Regions from separate parts of the Homo sapiens genome. Here region 1 is linked to region 2. A link is a loop called in an ENCODE intact Hi-C map of the cell type or tissue named here. Cell type or tissue: HCT116. All regions are shown on one strand. Links, peaks and the distances in the headings refer to the core of each region. The heading gives the core; the rest is flanking DNA.

What was found. Peaks named below come from ENCODE experiments on the same cell type or tissue, not always from the same donor. Only the 100,000 strongest peaks of a DNase experiment are listed, where the experiment ranks them.
Region 1: a loop joins it to region 2, with 2.5 times the contacts of the local background. A loop is called at or near these places in 4 of 110 quality-filtered maps.

What each region holds. Positions count from the first base shown.
Region 1 is chr6:135,447,556-135,459,138 of GRCh38, forward strand. It overlaps AHI1 (Abelson helper integration site 1), which reads right to left. Exons shown (of 29, transcript NM_001134831.2): 9 at 9,939-10,158; 10 at 8,179-8,371; 11 at 5,786-5,881; 12 at 735-920. Among named protein-coding and RNA genes, the nearest start is that of AHI1, 44 kb to the right of the region's middle. In HCT116, for the core only: CTCF peaks have their summits at 4,248 (motif pointing right) and 4,450; a DNase peak (open chromatin) is centred at 4,216.
Region 2 is chr6:135,917,726-135,925,725 of GRCh38, forward strand. The region is part of intron 1 of PDE7B (phosphodiesterase 7B); the gene reads left to right. Among named protein-coding and RNA genes, the nearest start is that of PDE7B, 70 kb to the left of the region's middle. In HCT116, for the core only: no CTCF peak of the experiment used is centred there; a DNase peak (open chromatin) is centred at 4,656.

The DNA of each region.
Region 1 (11,583 bases), core at 46-8,045, 470 kb before region 2:
AAATAATAGATTTAACTCCATCCAAACCAATGCAAATCAGCCCTGTGGTGACAGTACATATCAGCTACAGAACGTGCAAATGACCTGAAAAATTAATGTCTTACAAGAAACTAGACAAAAGCAAAACTTTTTTATTTTAGGGCCAATTCTTTGCTAAGATTATTTATAATATTAATCTATGGAAAACAGCAGCAGTAGAAACATTACATACTGATTATTTGAATAATATTGTGAAAAATGTGCCCAGAAATCAGGAGTCTGCAAACTGCAGCCCACACACCAAATCTGGCCTACTACCTGTTTTTGTAAATAAACTTTTATTGGAACACATCACACCCATTTGTTCAGTTATGGCCTACATATGTCTATGTAGCTATTTTCACACTATAAAGGCAAAATTGACTGAAACTACAGGGCCAAAGCCTAAAATATTTACTATCTGGCCCTTTACAGAAACTATTTTTCAACTCCTGCTTTAAATCAACCTTTTATCTTTAATTTTTGAAAATCAAATTATAACAAAACATTTTTCCTAATACTAAAAGCCACATTTCACATTTAAAATTCATTTAAGCATCTTTTAAATATCAGCTATTACAGGCTTAATATATAACCCCAGAAATCTATTAAAATTATTATTAGAGGCCTTATCTTTTTAGAAATGAAAAACATGCTATGTCACCATTTAATTTCAACACTAGATGATATACACTTAATATGTACTATTAACTTACACAGTCTGGAACTTTCAGTCCTCTTACAGTTACGTACAGTGTTGATGGGTAATGATTTCTTGGACATTTTGACCACCATTCAAATGCCTCAACAACACTTAATGGGGATCGAGGCTTAGTAGGTGGGTAATATAGCTGCAAGCGAAGTTTTGAGTTGATGTTTGCATTTCCATTGGCTCCCAGAAGCTTAAAATAAGAATTCATATAAAATGTTACCTTCATTGAAAATAAATATATCCAATAAAGCAATAGCATAAAGTCAGAAACATTTTTAAAAGATTAATATGGCATGCTGAAATTTCTTAGTTTTAAAAAGCAAAGAACATTAAATAGTTAGTTAAGCACACTTCCAGATCATTTTTGACAAAAGGTAGCCCAAATGGCTTTTAAAATATTTTCCTGATAGCTCTCTTTTCACGTGTACAACAATTTCAGACTGTCGGTACAGCATTTACATTACTGTGCCAGATTTCACGCTGAACAAAGGAAGTGATCAATACACATGTTTGAAATAATTATGATAAAGACTAAACTGTATATTTACACAAGACACAAATCTTCCATTTGTTTAATATCAGTATTTTTAATGGTTAAAATTTTATGTTTTAAATTTTTAAAAAGTTAAAATCATTTCAAGATAATTAAACTCATTCAAGCCATTCGTTACATTTTTTTCAGTATTTTAGTATATCTTCTTTCAAAGGTCTATTTTTAAAACCCTATTAAACAAAACTTATATTTAAGCTAACTAAATGGAGGTTTTTGTCTCTTTTTTTGGGCAGAATCTCGCTCTGTTATCCAGGCCGGAGTGCAGTGGCAAAATCTTGGCTCACTGCAATTTCCACCTCCTCTGGGTTCAAGTGATTCTTGTGCCTCAGCCTCCCGAGTAGCTAGGATTACAGGTGCATGCCACCACACCTGGTTGATTTTTGTGTTTTTAGTATAGTCAGAGGTTTTGCCATGTTGGTCAGGCTGGTCTTGAACTCCTGGCCTCAGGTGATCTGCCCACCTCGGCCTCCCAAAGTGTTGGGATTACAGTTGTGAGCCACCACGCCTGGCCCTAAATGGAGATTTTTATGAGAAACATAAAAATCTTACCAACTCAGAATACGTTCTCTTTCATTAGACCATGACTCAAAATAGGAAATGAAACGTCTTTCTAACCTTTATGTCTTCTGCAAATTAGGAGCAGAAAGATAGTTTGAACCCTTTGCAACAGTTCACACAAAACATGAAGTATCTTAAATTAGAAGAATAAGCACTGAGTGCCCGGAAGGTATTTAACAACTGTTACTTGTAGACTCATGTAACTTAATATCTTAAATTAGAAGAATAGGCACTGAGTGCAGGGAACACATTTAACAACTGTTACTTGTAGACTTATGTAACTTGGAAAGTAAAAAAAAACAAAGAGGCAAGAAAGGCTCTAAGATAGTATTGTCCAAGAGAGCTTTCTATAATGATGGGAATACTCTAACCAATTTGTGCTAACCAATACGGAATCCACATGTGGCTACCCTGCACTTGAAGTATGGCTAGCACAAATGTGAAAGTAAATTTTTAATTATATTTAATTTGAATTCAAACAGCCATGTGACTTGTAGCTACCAAAACAGTGTAACTCTAAGTTCGTAAATCTGGGAGAGTGGACAGATGGTGGTACCACCAATTGAAGTGGCAGAGAGAGTAGCACGGATACTCAGTTTGGAGGAATCTGACATATCTATAAGTCATCCAAGCTGAAATGTCCAGCAGGTGACTGAATTTACAAATCTGAAGCACAGGTGAGAAAAGTGGTTCCAAGAAAAGTGGGTTAAAGATGAAACCATGAGTAAGACTGATATTAAGGAGGTAGGTAGAAGACCATGAAGGAAACTCAAAGAATGGTATAAGAAAAATTAGGAGAGGATGGTGTCAAGAAAACCAAGGTAACAGAGTTTCAAGAGTGTGATATGTTAAATGCATAGATGTGACAAAATAACTAAAAAATGTTCAATATATTTAGCAAACAGAAATCACTAGTGATTTGGTTGGAGAAGCTTTAGTGGCAGAGGCAAAATTCAGAACGTTGTTCAGGAATGATAAGTTAAGGAATGATGCATCAACAAGGAAAAAGAGATGGCAAAATATAGCCCATCTTTTCCCCTACCCCTTTAGGAAAGAATGTAAAGACAATGGAGGTTATAAGCTGAGCGGGTGACATTGTGATTAGTGTCAAATGACACACAGGGGTAAAGAACCATTCCCAATTGAGTAATAGATATGTTCAGTCATTAAATCATAAGCACTCGAGACTCCCTTGATAAACTCTCCTACAGCTCCCCAAAGCTTATCACGGTAATTTTAAAAAGATATTCCCCAGCTTCTAAATCATACTTTCCATAGATTAATTTAAACAGGCAATTTAGTTTACATTAATACGTTGCTTAGCCTGAGTAAACAACTAAGATTCAGCCAAGACCCTGCCATTATGGTTATAAATTATATAATGTAGAGCTCAGATAAATAAGGCTTTATTACTTTTTAGTTTAAAAGAATAGCCACATATATGTACTAAAAGAACTGAAAGTACCTGAGAATCTGAGGCATAGCTGAGAATTAGGATAAAGTCTCATTTGAATTACTGTAATAACTTAACAATTATCCAAGACATCCCTCGTACCAACAGGATAGGTAATAAAAGATTTAAATTTTAATTGTCTTCATGCCACTTCCCTTTTTTTTTGAGATGGAGTCTCACTCTGTCACCCAGGCTGGAGTGCAGTGGTACAATCACAGGTCACTACAACTTCCATTCCCTGTGTCCAAGCAATCCTCCCCGCTCAGCCTCCCGAGTAGCTGGGATTACAGGTGCACACCACCACATCTGGCAAATTTTTGTATTTTTAGTAGAGACAGGGTTTCACCATATTGGCCAGGTTGGTCTCAAACTCCTGACCTCAAGTGATCGGCCCACCTCACCTCCCAGCGTGCTGGGATTACAGGAGTCAGCTACTGCATCCGTCATGCCACTTTCTTGAAGATGAATTTTATCCTTGCCACTCTTTCTATCATCAATGATTAATTCCCTCAATATATATTCACCAAACACTTTCTATGTGACATTAATATGCTGGGAGCTGGTGATATTATAGCATGGAGTTTCAAGAGAGTGACATATTAAATGCAAAAAGACCTAGTAAAATAAGGACTAAAAATGTTCAACATATTTACCCAAAAGAAGTCATTGGTGACTCTAAAAAGCTTACAGTCTAATGAAGAAGACAGGTAAGTGTTAGAAGACGTGAAGCACATAGAATACCTTACTCTTTCTGGGGGGTGGGGATGGGATAAGAATTCTTGACTGCCATTTTTGCCAATGGCATAAGATGAATAAATAAATAAAAATCCATATAGTACTTAGAGGTAGAAATGCCCTGAAATATGTTACTGCTTCCTAAGTGCAACTTACAGTAAATTCTGCAGGTCTGCACAAATCTTAGCATAAAAGAAATGCAGTTTCTAATAAAACCACACGATGGCACTGTTTACTATGTGAAAGTGAGTTTTTTGCTTTTTTTTTTTAATGGCTTTTTTTCTTTGCTCTAAATCAGTATGGAAGGTGTTATGGAAAAAGGCATTAACAGATTTATAAAAGGGTGATCATCGATAGCACACTGGACCAGGTGATTGCTAAGGCCACTCTCAAATTACTTACTCACCATAGCCAACCTGGTGGCTGTTCAGCCCTTTGACTATAAAACTTCTAAAATCTCTCTCTAACCTCCAATATGGATTAAATGTCTCAACTGGATTTTAACAGCATCTGTTCTATAGCACATAATAATGTAGGTAACAGGTCTGTATAGAAATTAAATTGGAGGGCAGCTATATACAATGTCTAATTTATCTATGAATGTACTGAATTTAGCAGACTGTCTCACATTTTATAGATCATATTTGTTGAATGAATGGATTCACAAATGAAAATGTTTTTATAAGATGGTACAAAATAATTACTCAAGACTTTTCATAATTTAAATTGATGTTTGAAGGAAAAGATAATTACAAAATTAAAATATCCTTTTTTAAACATCAATCTACGCCTTTCATCTTTGCTGAAACATCTCGTCAAAGACATCCTAGTCAGAGACACCTAGTCAAAGACAAATGTACAAAGACATTTTTTACCTAGACTACTGTTAAGAATTTCCTAATGTGATTTTCAAGTATCTACATTTGCTCCCTCTAGAATCTGTTCTCCACATAACAGAGTATATATCTTTCTAAAACACAAATCAGATTATTTTATTCTTTTGTTTAAAATCCCACAGTGGCTTCCCATTGCTCTTTAAATTCTATAATGGCTTCCTCTTGCTATAATGACTGAGAAGACCTCATCATAATTAACATCCCGTTGACCTTAGCAACCTCTTCATGCACCATTCTTCTCCCCTTAGTCTCTGTCCTCCAATCTTGGTGGCCTTCTTTTGATTTTCTGAATTAACCCTGCTCCTTCAAATATCAGGGTTTTTGCATATATTGTACCCTCTACCATAGACCATTTCTTCCCCACCGGTGGCAATGTGTCTCTTCCTCAGGAATGTTTTCCCTGACCCCACAGTTCATCATCCATCCTATACCTCTTTACGATATTTATAAAAATTTATAATTAAATGATAAATTGTGAAATCAATTGTTTTATGTTTGTGTTGCTGGAATATGAAGTCCAGGAGTTCAAGGAATTTGTCATCTTTGTCCACTGACAACAGTAGCTGGCACATAGAAAAGTCTTAATATTTTTTGAACTGAATAAATAATGGCATGGCTGTTTGTGTCTTTTTTAATGCTACATCCTCAGAACCAAATAGTGTAACTGGCACATACTGGGCCATCAATAAATATTTAAGAATCTGAATGAGCATAACCTGAGCTTGAATTAGTAACTCTTCATCCCTACAACATTACCTTAGATTCTAATTCCTTATATGAGACCAAACTGATTTGGGAGAAAGCAGCCAACTAAATTTGAAGACTAGTTTTAAAGTGTTTAAAATGGATGAAAAACATACCTTAAGAAATGCCCAGGCAATTTTCCGAAAGCCACATTCTTGGTTTTGAACCTCAGAATTATTCTTAATTTCATCCACGCTTAAGAAATCAAGAATCTGCAAATAAATTCACAGAAGACTAAGCTACCTAAAATTTAATATTTTCTAATGGTACATTATTAAAACTTTAAAAAATCATTTGTATAGTGCTTAAAAACATTAACCTTTACAGGGAATAAAAACATTTTTATCTCATTTCATTCACCTTAAAGTTAACTCATTCAGTTAGGGAGGGTCCATTTTCTGACTATTTTATCTTTCATTAATAAATACTATGATTTATTTCAAATCCAAAGCAAAGTGTTAATCACCTCAAATATAACCTAGGTACAAATATAATAGGCATAGAATTCTTAAGCTTTCATTGTTTTTTATGTATCACAGCAGACTTTAAAGGATTGTTTGTTTAAAAAACTCACAACCCTATTTCTGGGTCTTTGTCTTGGATCACCTTCCTGAAGTTGGGGTTTTTCTCTTTGGATGTATGTTATAATTAGGCTTCTCAAGAGGATTTCTTCCATTCCTCTATCCTGTCTGGACATTAAAGCTCATGGATTTGCAACCAACCTGCCACAGAGATCGTATTCTAGATATTTATCAAAGGCTATCACTTCAAACTTACTGGTGCTTATTAAAAGCTCAGCTGCGAAAATGAGATTTTTATAGAAAGAAGACTGCTTAAGAAATGATACAGACTCCAATCATCTGTGCTTTTTGGATACCTAAATCTTTTTTACAGATATAATACATGCTCAGTGAAAACATAATATAAAAAATATATAGATCCAAAGTAAAAACAACTTGTAATCCAGACCCATAGATGGTCACCATTAACATCTAGTTTGCAGGCCAAATCTTTTTCTGTGCATTCCTAAACATATGTGTGGAACTACAAATCTAATAATGCTATTTCACAAATTATTTTCATATAGTATGTAGTGAATATCTCTTCATGTCAATACATACACATGAATACCGTAATGTTAATGACTGCCTACTATTCTGTCACAAATACCATAAATTTAACAAAAATTATAACTTATTTAACCAAATCTCTTACTGATCTAAATGTAGGTTATTTTATCTCCCTAAAATTTTTGCTATTATAAACAGTGCTGAAATAAATATCCTTGCACACACATCTTCACGGACTTGTCATTTTTTTCCTTAAGATAAATACCTAAGAGTAAAATAATGGTTTTAAAGACTGTGAGACATTATCAAGTTGTCCTCAACACTTAAAAAACTGAGATCAAAAAGCAGTTGCATAGGCAATAACATATTACATTAAAACTTAAGAAGCAACCAAAAGCGTTTATAATACAACAATCTATCCTTCTTCATCTCTTAATACTAAAATGAATACAGAAGAAAATTGTAACAAATGACAAAGTTTGAAGACAAAAAATTCCTTAAGATACAAATTATATCAATTTTTCAACAATAACAGCTTTATGTAAATCACACACAACATAATCACAAATGTAAATATTGGAATATTTGTATCATAAATACAAATAGACAACCTGAAAGTCAAGGATCATAAAAACAAGTAATTCTACAAAATGAATCTTCGGCACTGGTTATGCCAAGTCCCCTGCTGTTCCCATGCTAAACTTCTCCATCTAGCTTACACTGGAAGGGGGCTTTCTCTATTGTCCTTTGCTTATGGAGACAGAACACATGATAGAGTAAAGAAATGTGGTATTCTAGGTTCAAACTATCTGCAAACGCATTTTTTTTAACTTAAAATTCGAGTAACTTTGGGGAAATCACTTTTATTCCAAACCTTGTTATCATTTTCAGTAAGAAAATTATATAATAACAACTAGTCAGCTCAAAAGCCATGTATTCCATAAAGCTTTCCCTGACTCCACTGACCCGCCACTAACCCTTCACATATAAGTTCTACATCATTTTTGGTTACATATTAAACTGCATTAACTGATCTGTGTACATTTATCTTTATTTATCCAGGTGGTACACATATTCTTAGGGTGCCTGACATGGTTAAATGAGTTTATGCTTTGTGAAATGGGTTTAAAATGGAGAAATGCATTCATATCGAGTGGATTCATCACTTCACTACAGTTAACAGTCACAGAGCTGTTGTAATTATTAAATTATACAAAGTAGGCCAAATGGTTAAATAGTAAACACTCAGCAAATATGCTATCACTGTTTATAAAAGGGCGTCTCACTTGATTCCACAGCATTGGAAAACTAAATCCTAGAGATTAAATTCTCACACAACTTTTTTTTTTGCCTTACTGGACTACTAAAAATAATAGCTTACATTTGTGCTATTAAATATTAACTATCGTTTAATTTGAATTGGTCCATTCAATTCATACCTCAAAGAACAGGATGACTTTAGGACTCTCATCAGAGCCTCGAAGCAAATAGGGAAAATTTTCATTAAATACAATTTGTTCTTCCCACTCTGGAAGTCTTGATTTTAACTGTTTAAAATCATATGGCTGGGTCATAATAGGAAGAATATAATCCACATTCTCTTTTTCATAGTAAGATGAAACAGGCCGTCCACTGTACAAAAAAAGATACTTCCATTAACACAATTTTCATAATTTTGAGGTGAGAAAAAAATATATAGTGTACAAGGTGAGGCAACCAGAAATAATGAATAGTCATAATAATACAAAAGGAAAAATTATTCTGAGTGTCCATCTAGAAACTTACAAATTTTATAAGACTTAAAAGTAACAGTCCATCTTATATTTGTCTACTATCAATTGGTTTCACATGATTATTTTATTATAGAAATATAAAGTGAGAAGTATGATTATACCTTTGCCATATAAAGCTGGGATAAACTAACTCCTTCAGAATTTTGTAAGAGTTTATAATAAAATAGACATTGCCAGGCACAGCGGCTCAAGCCTGTAACCCCAGCACTTTGGGAGGCTGAGGCAGGTGGACTGCTTGAGCTCAGGAGTTTGGGACCAGCCTGGGTAACATGATGAAACCTCGTTTCTACAAAAAATAGAAAAAAAGTTAGCTGGGCATGGTGGCACATGTCTGCAGTCCCAGCTACGTGGGAGTCTGAGGTGGGAGGATCACCTGAGCCCAGGGAGGTTGAGGCTGTAGTAAGCTGTGATTGCACCACTGCACTCCAGCCAGTGAGACGCAGTGAGATATTGTCTCAAAAAAAAAAAAAAAAGACATAAAATTGATTTTACATAAAAAAGGCACAAGACTGTAAACCCTTTGAGTTGTCATATTTTCTTTGTGTGCCCTAAGGCAAATGAATAGGTGAATGGGCTTTTTTTGGACAATCTTCCTGTTTCCATTCCCCACTGGCTTTCCAAACAATTTTTTAAAAAATTCTAGTATAAATGTGTATTTCATTGTACTTTTCATTTGGGATTTCAAGCATGCATTAGCTATAGAAGTACTCTTAGAAAAAACATTCAAGATTCATTTACCTTACCTGAAGCCCAGATAACATTACTTTCAAAAGAAAAATATGAGGTTAGACAATTAAAGCATTTACAATGCAATATAAAATATTTACAATGCAACTTTATGTCATAAATTACATCTACTAAGCTGGCAGAAGCTCTCTACCACTTAAAATGAATTATTCCCTTCCACTTAAAAGTAATTACTGAGCCAGGCACGGTGGGTCATGCCTGTAATCCCAGCACTTTGGGAGGGTGAGGCAGGTAGATCGCCTGAGGTCAGGAGTTCGAGATCATCCTGGCCAAACCCCGCCTCCACTAAAAATACAAAAATTAGCCAGGAGTGGTGGCGAGTGCCTGTAATCCCAGCTACTTGGGAGGCTGAGGCAGTAGAATCGCTTGAACCCAGGAGGCAGAGGTTGCAGTGAGCCAAGATTGAGCACTGCATTCCAGCCTGGGCGACAAAGCGAGACTCCATCTCGGAAAAAAAGTAATTACTGAATTAGATGTTCTCCATTTCTTCTACAACATTCTGATCAATGTTAATGACTGATGAACACCTACAACTAGTAGACTATTCTCTAATACAAATCCATAACTCTATTCCCACTGACTTTCAACTACCAATGGCAGAAAAAAGACTTCTACTAGTTTCAGTTTCAAGAATTAGTTGTGCAATTAAAAAAAATTACCTATCATCTTTCTTGACATATTGACCAGTATGCTCATCAACCACATGAATTTTTACCATTGGGTGAGAAATCATAAAATCTGACTTAAGTCTATCAGTTCGGTGAATGTAAACTCCCAAGACAAGGTCATCATCAAGCAAACATTTGGGATAAACCGGGCTATCTCGGCTTGTTATTTCATGAACACCATCACCATCAACATCTTCATTATTATCTGCAACTACACGCATGGAAAAAAAAATCAATGTTATAATTAGTTGTTCCCATAGTAGTATTTACATATAACCTAATCTTTAAGATCTGTGATGATCTCACTGTGTTCAAAGGAACTTCAGGGGGAAAGAAAGAAAAAGCCAGACAACAGCAAACCATAGTGTGAAAGTAAAATACTACATTTGCTAATACATTACAAATAAGGTGAAAAATCCTTGTTTATATTTTTCCTAATAAGTAGGAGAAACACAAAAAGAAAAAAAAGAGAGTCAAAGTCAGAAAAGTAACTTTATCCAGGTATTTTCTAAGTAGAATATATATGACAACTAGAATTTCTAATTCTGGGTGGGATGCAGTAGGATGCAGCAGGTAAACACTTTGGGTAACAACTGGAAAGAGCCAAATAAATTACAAATATCTTATTTTAAATTTTAAAGGCATCAGAAAAGTACAGAAAGAAGATATAGTAGACAGATTAAAATTCCAGAAAGGGAGAATCAGTCAGAGGTCAGCTGATGGACTGGCAGCTGTTTTTGTCTCTGGGGACATTTGCTGATTCAGGGTGTGAGCTGAAGATGAGAGTTTGGCTTAGGCAGAAAGTCACTGCCAGGAGAATGAGAAATAAGCAAAACTTTTAGTGATTCCACAGGACTAAAATGATAAAACTGGAGATTTGAGAAGCCTCAAACACATGACCAATTCTTCTCACAAAACTGAATTCTGATGCTACAGAGAAGCTAGAGAGGTAGTGAAATCTCCCAGGCTTGTGGTGCTAGCAGACCATGATCTGCCAGGGGAAGGGGACCAAAACAAAATAGGCAAAGGTGAAGCCCTGGAGGGTGTGGTCAATTTACACTAAGGACCAAGAGCAACTTTTCATCTGGGGTCATCTACCAATTCTGGTCACAGTTCTAGGTTGATAATCCAGGTGTGATTTCTGGCAGAAGGTTGCTACTGAGGGACAGAGAAACCAGCGGATATTTTGGCATGCTTGGGGGCTACAGTGACAAAAATGGATACCTGAAGGATGTCTAACATATAGCCAGTCTCCTGCTCAAAGAATTTGCCAAATTTTGAAGCAGCATGAGACAGAAGACTAAATGGCTAAGTGGAAAAGCACTGAAGGGCAAAACTGGATCTCCCATCGTATTTAGGGCTATGAATTATTAGAGATAAAGAAGGGCGCTGCATTATGATAAAAGTGATAACTTGACAAGAGATACAAGAAAAATAAACTGAAAATCGGAATGGAAATGTTAATACCTCTCTCAACAGCTGACAGAATAAGTAGACCAAAAAAATTAATAAGAAGAACTGAGCACAATTAAACTTGACCTAACTGACATACATAGGACACTGCACTCAACATTAGAAATTGCATTCTTTTCAAATGAGCATGGAATATTTACCAAATCTGACCATAAAATGGTCA
Region 2 (8,000 bases), core at 1-8,000:
CTTTAATAATTGTTGGATTTTGCCCTGGTAGGAAGTTAATTTACTTATGAATCAGTTGCTTCCTTTAAGGCCTGTGAATAAGCTTTGCCAGGACATAGTCTGCAGGGCTAAAGTGGCCTCCCTCTTAAAGTATGGTGATTGGAGATCTCAGCTGCATGCCCAAGGTGTCGGTGAGCCCGCTCTCCTTTGGTTGGCCAGAACTCTTGTGACTCCCAGCTCTTTGTGGCCCTGGCATCTTCATTTCACTCACAGCTCCCCAATAGAGCTACATTGTTGTACCTTGTAGTTTTTCCCTGGACATGAACGAGGAGGTTAATATTTGTCCAAGTCTTAAAAGAACCTTTATGCAGATTTCTGGTCTTTCTTCTCTATGCAGTTTCTAGTTCTCTTCTCTCTGGGTGGCTGGTTCAAAATTCTAGCCTCAAACTCAAAGTGTGTTCCTCCTCAGGTCAGCAAGATCCCTGGGTTCTGCTTTGGCTCCTCCTCCCTGTGCCTAGACAGAGAGCTGGGGCAACTGGAGGGCTCTTATCATGGTATTCCTTTCTCCTAGGAACCATAATTCTGCTCTGAATGTTTTCCAACATCTGAAACAGTTGCTTCAAACATTTTGTTCAGTTTTGTAATAGTTTATGGCTGGATGAATTCATCATTACTGATTATTTTGTCATGGCTGGGAATGGCAGCTACCCATATCATTATTTATGAATCTAAAAAAAATAAGTATACTAGGCCTAAGACATTTTCTTTATCTTTCACATCTGGTGTCATCTCTGAAACCAGAATTCCAGTTTTGTTTCTGTACCACTACTAGAATATGTGCAGCTATGAAGCAGAGTGAAAGTATTTGCAAAAGACAGCGTATCCCCTCCTGTAAGATGAAAGTCCATTAAATAAATTAAATAAATAAATTTTAAATAAATTAAAAAATATTTGGAATTTCAATTTTATTTAAAGCAAGTTTACTTTTTTATTATAAAAGATAGCTCCTGTGGGTGACTTATGCCACACAGGTGTTTAAGGTGGAAATACAATATCTTATGGCATTTTAAGGCATTCCATTTATGCGTGGACAGGGATTACTATCAGATTTCTCTCATGTTTGAAATATAGTATCTAACATTTTATAATGAACAAAGTGTTTCCGATCAGATTATCACTATAAGTTGGCTAGTATGTTTTCACATGGGAATTGTTTTGTGTTGTGTTTATTTCCTCTGCGGTATTATGGGAAATTTTTAAAGCTAACTGCCTTATGTATTCATTTTAAAAACTCCCCAAATTATTATTCCTAATAAAGGGAAATATGAAAGTATCAAAATATTATTATATCACTTTTTCAGTTCAACTGAGTATGGGAGTTACTCTCCCGGGTAAATGTGTGTTCAGCTTGTGGAAAGAATCATAAATGTCTTCTCAAAACAAAAGAACTCCTCTGGCTATAATAGGCAGAGAGAACAAGCCAAGCCAATCTTTCCACTTGTGCTACCGAACGCCTCCTTTTTTGAAAGTTTTCAGTTTCAATGGAAAAATAAGGGCAGCAGATAATGAACCCTTTATTCATTTTGACCTAACAAGAGGCCTTTTAGGAGGCTTACCTAGGGAACCAGTCTTCCAGATGTTACCAACGTGACTCTGTGGCTTATTATGACTTCTTGAAGAACTTTGCTAAGAAAAAAGAAATATCTAAGATACTGCCACCCAATAAAATGTTATGAAAAATTTCTACACTTAATCATGTCCTCACTGTGAATCGCTCTATTAGTCCCTACAACCACATATAGATTTTCTCTCAACATGACAGTAGTACATCCCTACTGTGACTACATAATCCTCATTAGATTACTTGTGTCATATTTATTACATAGGTGGTCTTTAGGCAAAGCATACTATATTTTCTTTTTCCTAGTGTTTCAATATGAACTGCATGGGCAGAAGCAGCACAAAATAGAAGAGAGTTTAAATTCTGATCCTGCCATTTACTAACCAAATGACTTTGAGCAAATTATTTAACCTTTCTATGATTGACTTTATATGTTAAAGGGTTGTTAGGATAGTATCTGATCCACGAAGGAGTTGCGAAAATTAAAGGAGTTAATACAGGACAGAACAGTGCCCCTCACATTGTAAGCACTGAAGAAACTCTGCCTCATCTGTTGTTTTTATTATTATTATCATTACTACCACTACTGTTTAGAGAACTCTTTAAAATTAGCTCATTTAGCCTTCACAAGAAATCTTTAAAGTAAATATTGCTATCCTTATTTTATAAATAAGAAAACCAAACTTAAACCTAGGTCTCCTGACCCTAAAAGGTTATATTCTTGTCTTAAGTATCCTAGATAATGTTGAAACATTCAGATTTTTTAAAAAGTGATCATGAGCCTTCACTAATTTTAGCTTAGTCATTTTCTTTAATAATTTTATAAGAATATTTGTCGTGTCATCCAAAAATTTCATTGGCAAAAGAGAATTCAAGATCATAATGCATTTCTATAAATAGAAAATGTGCCTATATCTGCTTCATATCATTTCCAATTAGAATAGAGAACACATAGATTATAGAATGAGAAAAAGTTTAAATATTTAACACCTAGGTTGGCATATAGCATGTCAAGTCCTCCCCATGCTTCTTTTTCCATCTAAATACATGTATCCTAAATTTCTGATCTCTTAGTCTTTTGAGAAGTTATTTCTTTGATCCTAGTTTTCAACATCTAGGTATACATGACCCTCCCCATCAATGTGGGCAGTTTGCTTTTCAAACCATTTGCAGCTCCACCTCCTAAAAGACCAGTCTCTCTGGACTATTTTTGTGTCACCCATATGATAGTGAATGTTTTTCCATTCCTAGAGCAAAGTCTCCATGAGTCTAACGATGTTTCAGAAAAAGAGTCACCTAAATGCCAGTAATTACATCAAGTTATCAACCCACAGAAAAATAACCACAGCATATGAAGTTCTCTTGGAATCTTTTTAAGAATCAACTTAGCCTGAGTCTGTGATTTAGGTTCCTTTCCACGTCTTTTAAGAGCTAAGCACAACCTAAGTAGAGGAAAAGTCTTTGAAGTACAAGCTGGTTGACCATTTCCTGCGCAGAGTATCCAATCCCATTGAAAATGTCTTGGAATTGTCCCTAGCTTCATCAGTAAGTGCTGGGGGATGACGTCACTGCGGGATTTCAACCGAACTTTATGTTCTGATAAACAATGTGGTGCTGGTAGTGGCCACTGGTGAATTCTTTTTCTCTTGGGAGGTGCCAGCAAAGTTCCTTATAAATTTTCAAGCTTTGTTAAAAGAATAATAGAGGGTAAGACAGAAAGAGCTTGGGGGTGGTCAGGCCCCGAGGAGGATCGCCTATTAAAGTCAGTGAGTGTAGACGACAATATTTTGGTTTAGTGCCACACTTCTTTGAGTATAAAATAAGAAAATAACTGTCGTTTCTTGGATAACAGGCTATTTCCAACTTACCATCACTTGTCTCGTGTGTCAGTCTTCATCCTAACCATGTGGCAGCATGCAGATGACAAGGGTTATCTTGAATTTAATCCTTTTCTTAGATGGACAGATATATTCAGGAGGCTGTAGAGTTCAAAAGTGGTGGTAAAAGCCCTTCCAGTGGCAACAATAACGATGAAAGAACCCAACAGGCAGTTTTGTAAGCTTTACCCTGAACAAAAGCCAAGAGAACATTGCTTGTAACCAAACAAGGAATAAAAATAATACTAGAGTTTCTACAGAAATCAGTGCATGGAAATTCCCTGCTTATTAAGCTGTTTCCATTATGAGATGTTCCCCTATATTAAAATTTTCATAGCATAATATATCCATCATCTGGACATTCTGAAGATTTTTTTTTCAAGGAAAACTACTTCAGTAATTCTTTATAAAAACAGGTTTCCATTTTCTTTAAGAAACAAGGCTGATTTGCCAATGAAAATAAATAAATAGAATATATCTCCTAATTTTTATTCTAATACCTTCACAGAAAATTAAACCAGGTACCAAAAAGTCATAGCTATTGGGTAGGTTGTGAGTGTATCAAATTTGGACGAATATTATCAGATCCTAAATTAATACAATCAGAGTCTCTTTCTACCCTGTTCTCCACATCCCTTTCTACTATAAAAAAATACCCCTTATACTTTCATCCCAACCTCCTATCCTTCCCAAAAGCATCCCCAAAACAATGAAAAATAAAACTTACTGGAGTAGACTGAGAACAAGCAGTTTAGAACTCTCTCCCTCATTCAATTCAATGTACCTGAAATGAGCATTAGTATTAGAACTCAATTCATGAGGGTTATTTTTACTGTAGTTATATGAAATAAATCTTGGGGATTTACCTTAGAGATTGCATAAGGTCAATCTTGCATCCAAGTTTTTACTAACATTGTTTATTCTAACTCCTGTTTCCTTTTACCCTCCTGTAAACTGCCACCTCAAGATCTCTCAAGCCTTTATTTCCTCACATACAACTCTGGGTAAGGTAAGAGAAAACACAAGCCCAGAGTGGCATTTTATATGAGTCAGTAAGGTACACCCATGTATCAAATGGCATGGGAACCAGGGAATCATTTTGAGTTACTAGGTTCAGTAGTGAAACTCTGTAGTTTTCTTGGCCCTTACAAAACCAGGTCACAGCTGCCTGGCTTCCTAATTTGGTTTGATGTACTGTGAATTCCCAAGGGGGTGAGTCACTCTCTTATTCATATGGAAGTACAGGAGCCATTCCAAAACAAAAACCAGTCTGGGTTTATTTATGATTTTATATGCCCTTTACTGCCCCACTATACAGATGATCCAGAGTTGACTTTCAGCTGTTAATTACCATATTGGAGAGGAGATACATGGCATTTTTCATCTTTTGAGTTACAAGACTTCTTTAATGTGAATATTCCCTAAGTGCTTGCTTGCTTCTGCTTTTGGAATGCTTTACTGAGGCTGGATATATATTATGAAACAATGAATGCAAAATCAATCACACATGGAGAAAATCAAAGTAGTAAAATTAACAACATACCTTAAGAAACAGTCTATGTTAAGTCAGTGTAATAGCATCATTATACATTACTCTTGTTACCTATTAAGTGCTCAAGAAAACCATAAATACCTTGCTTTATAGACTTGATGAGGCAGAAAAACCTTTCCTGTGGGTCATCAAATTAAGATGCAGTATGACTTTACGATTTGTTCCATCTTAGAATTTGGCTGTGTTCTATCTTTCTGATTTCCCAGAGCCGTCCACTTCAGGATGTTTGGGCTTCTGCCAGTGGCCGTGGCACAGATGCTTTTAATAAAGGGATCCAACCACCTTCTGGAAAACCTCCCTGCTTCACTAGAACTTTCAAGAGATATCAATCCTGTTTTATTAGTGTTTATTTAAAAAGAAGAAGAAGAGAAAGAAGCTGAAGTAGCCAACACGATCTATGTAGTCTACTTTATGTCCCTTCTTTTGTCACACAAAATAGAATATTTCTCTTGAAAAAGGCTCATACAATTCCGTAGCTATATACTGAGTGCCTACTGTGTGGCAAACTCTGCACTAGGCATGGAGACACCAAGAAGATGCATGACTTGCCTTAGAGCTATTACACAGACGCAGTATTACTTTGTAAAAATATCTGATAACTAAAATTAATCTGTAAGGTATATAGAGATCTTTGTATAAATATCACATTTCATAGAATATTAAAAATATGTAAAATTGACACTAAGTGATTTGTATTATATATGAAATGTTTAGTATATGATTAGTAAAGCTTCATAAACAATGGGAAACTGATGGGTCATTCAAAAAATGGTATAGGCAGAACTGACTTTTTAGAAAAAAGTAGGTTATACCAATCTCAGATAAAACATAAAAAAGTAGATGAATAGCTGTTTGTATTAAGAACAATATAAAATAGAAAGAAATGAACACATATAGTGGTCTTACCACACAGAAGGAGTTTCAAGGTATAAAAGTCATGAATGAGAGAGCAAATGTCAAACTTGACAACATAAAAATGTAGAAATTATACATGGAAATTTTATAAAATTAAAACACAAGTGACAAACTTGATAATATACTTGTAAAATATGACAATGAATTAATATCCTTTATAATCAAAGAAACTGTATGAAACAATTACTATTACCAACCAGTTGTTACCAAGAGTAGAAAAATAACAACTGAGATGGTTAGCAGTACACAGTAAAAGAAATTCAGAGAAATGATGGACACAAACATATATTAAACTTCACTAGTAATCTAAGAAATCTAATGAAAGCAATAATAAATACATTCTTGCTTATCAAGTTGACAAATTTTTTTAAATGTAAAAACAATTAGTGATAGGAAGGTGCACAGGCAATCTCATTCAATTCCGGCCAAAATTTGAATAAATTTTCTAGACCTGTGTTTTACAGAAAGTATTTAGAAAAAAACTAAAGTTATTATTCTTTCATTCAATAATTCTTATTCCAGAAAAATTTCCTAACCTAAAAAACATGTAAAAATACATTCATCACAATGCTCCTTATGACCTAAAAAATTGGAAACAATTTAATTGTTCTGATGTAGAGAAATAGATATAGTCTATCCAAAGGATATTGTACCATATGGTAGAGCTTTGAGGGTGGCCCCACATTCTGCTCCCTCTAGATTCTCTCTGTTCCAGCTCCATCCTAGCTTCCTCAATTTCCCCAGAATGCCATAACCTGCCCTGTGTATAGGTGAGCAGTCTGAGAGCCTGAAAAGCAAGGTGACGTGTCCGAAGTCATACCATCTACTTGGTGTATCTGAAACCAAACTCAGGTCTTCTGGTAGCAGGACCAGAAATTGTTCTACCACATAATGCTTGCTTAGAACAGTGAATTTCAAACTCTGAGTAGTGGAATCTCTCTCTCTCTCTTTTTTTTTTTTTTTTTTTTTTTTTGTGGGATGTCACCTCTAAGTATTTTTGTTTTTCTTTTTTTTTTTTTGAGTGGCAGAATCTTATGCACAATTTCCAATAAATGAAAGAGATCAAAGTATTATAGTACTATATAGTTTTTAATGTAAAAGTATATTTACTTACAAAGTCAATCAGTGAGTAACATAGGAAAATACAAGGAAAATTTATTAAGTGTTTGTCATATAGTAGAAGTGGTTAGGTTGAGTGGGTAGGTTGGTTTTTAAAATACCAACAACAAAAAAAGATGCTGTTCTAAAAACACAAACATTTGAAGGCTGGGTGATGGATATAGTTTTATATCAACGTCAGCACACACTGTATTTCTATATTTGGGTGTTTTTTTTTTTTTTTGTAAAATGGGGAAAATCTTGTTTCATATGAATAAGTAGCTGAAAATGATGAACATTTTTAATAGTTTATATGCCAACCTGTCTCAAGATATTATTCAATTAAACTGAAACAGAAGCTGAAAGAAAAGAAGTAGAAAATTTAATATTTAAAAAATAAATCATTAAAAATACCCAACAAACATTATGTTCCCTAACTGCCAAGGGTTCAACTTGGAAAGAGTCAGTAACAGGGTCCTCAGGCAGTTTAGATCTTGAGTGAACACTGGGGAATGTTATAACATTATAAGATGTTCAACTTGTCAGTTGAAATCCCTCACATTATCCAAAAAGGGCATACCTCACTCTCTATCTCAGCTAGATAGTCACTTTAGCTTTCAGTCAAATTTATTTCATTGCTGACACATTATTTAAAATTTTAAGTTTGACTACAATGTGATCTTACATTGCAAAACTGAGCTTCTTCTGTTTACTACAAAAAATCAGCAAGACATGCAAACTAGTGAAATCAGTTTTTTGAGAACTATTTCACTAGATGAAATTCAGTGAAAACGAATTTTTGCCAGTACCTTGCCACAAAACACCCAAGGGACTTCAGCATGAAAAAAAAATTCTGAAATGAATACTGCGCATATTGTTTAAATAATTCTTAAAAGACAACAAAAAAGCAAAAGCCCTGGTTGAATAACATTTACAATTAGAATGATCTTAACGCCTT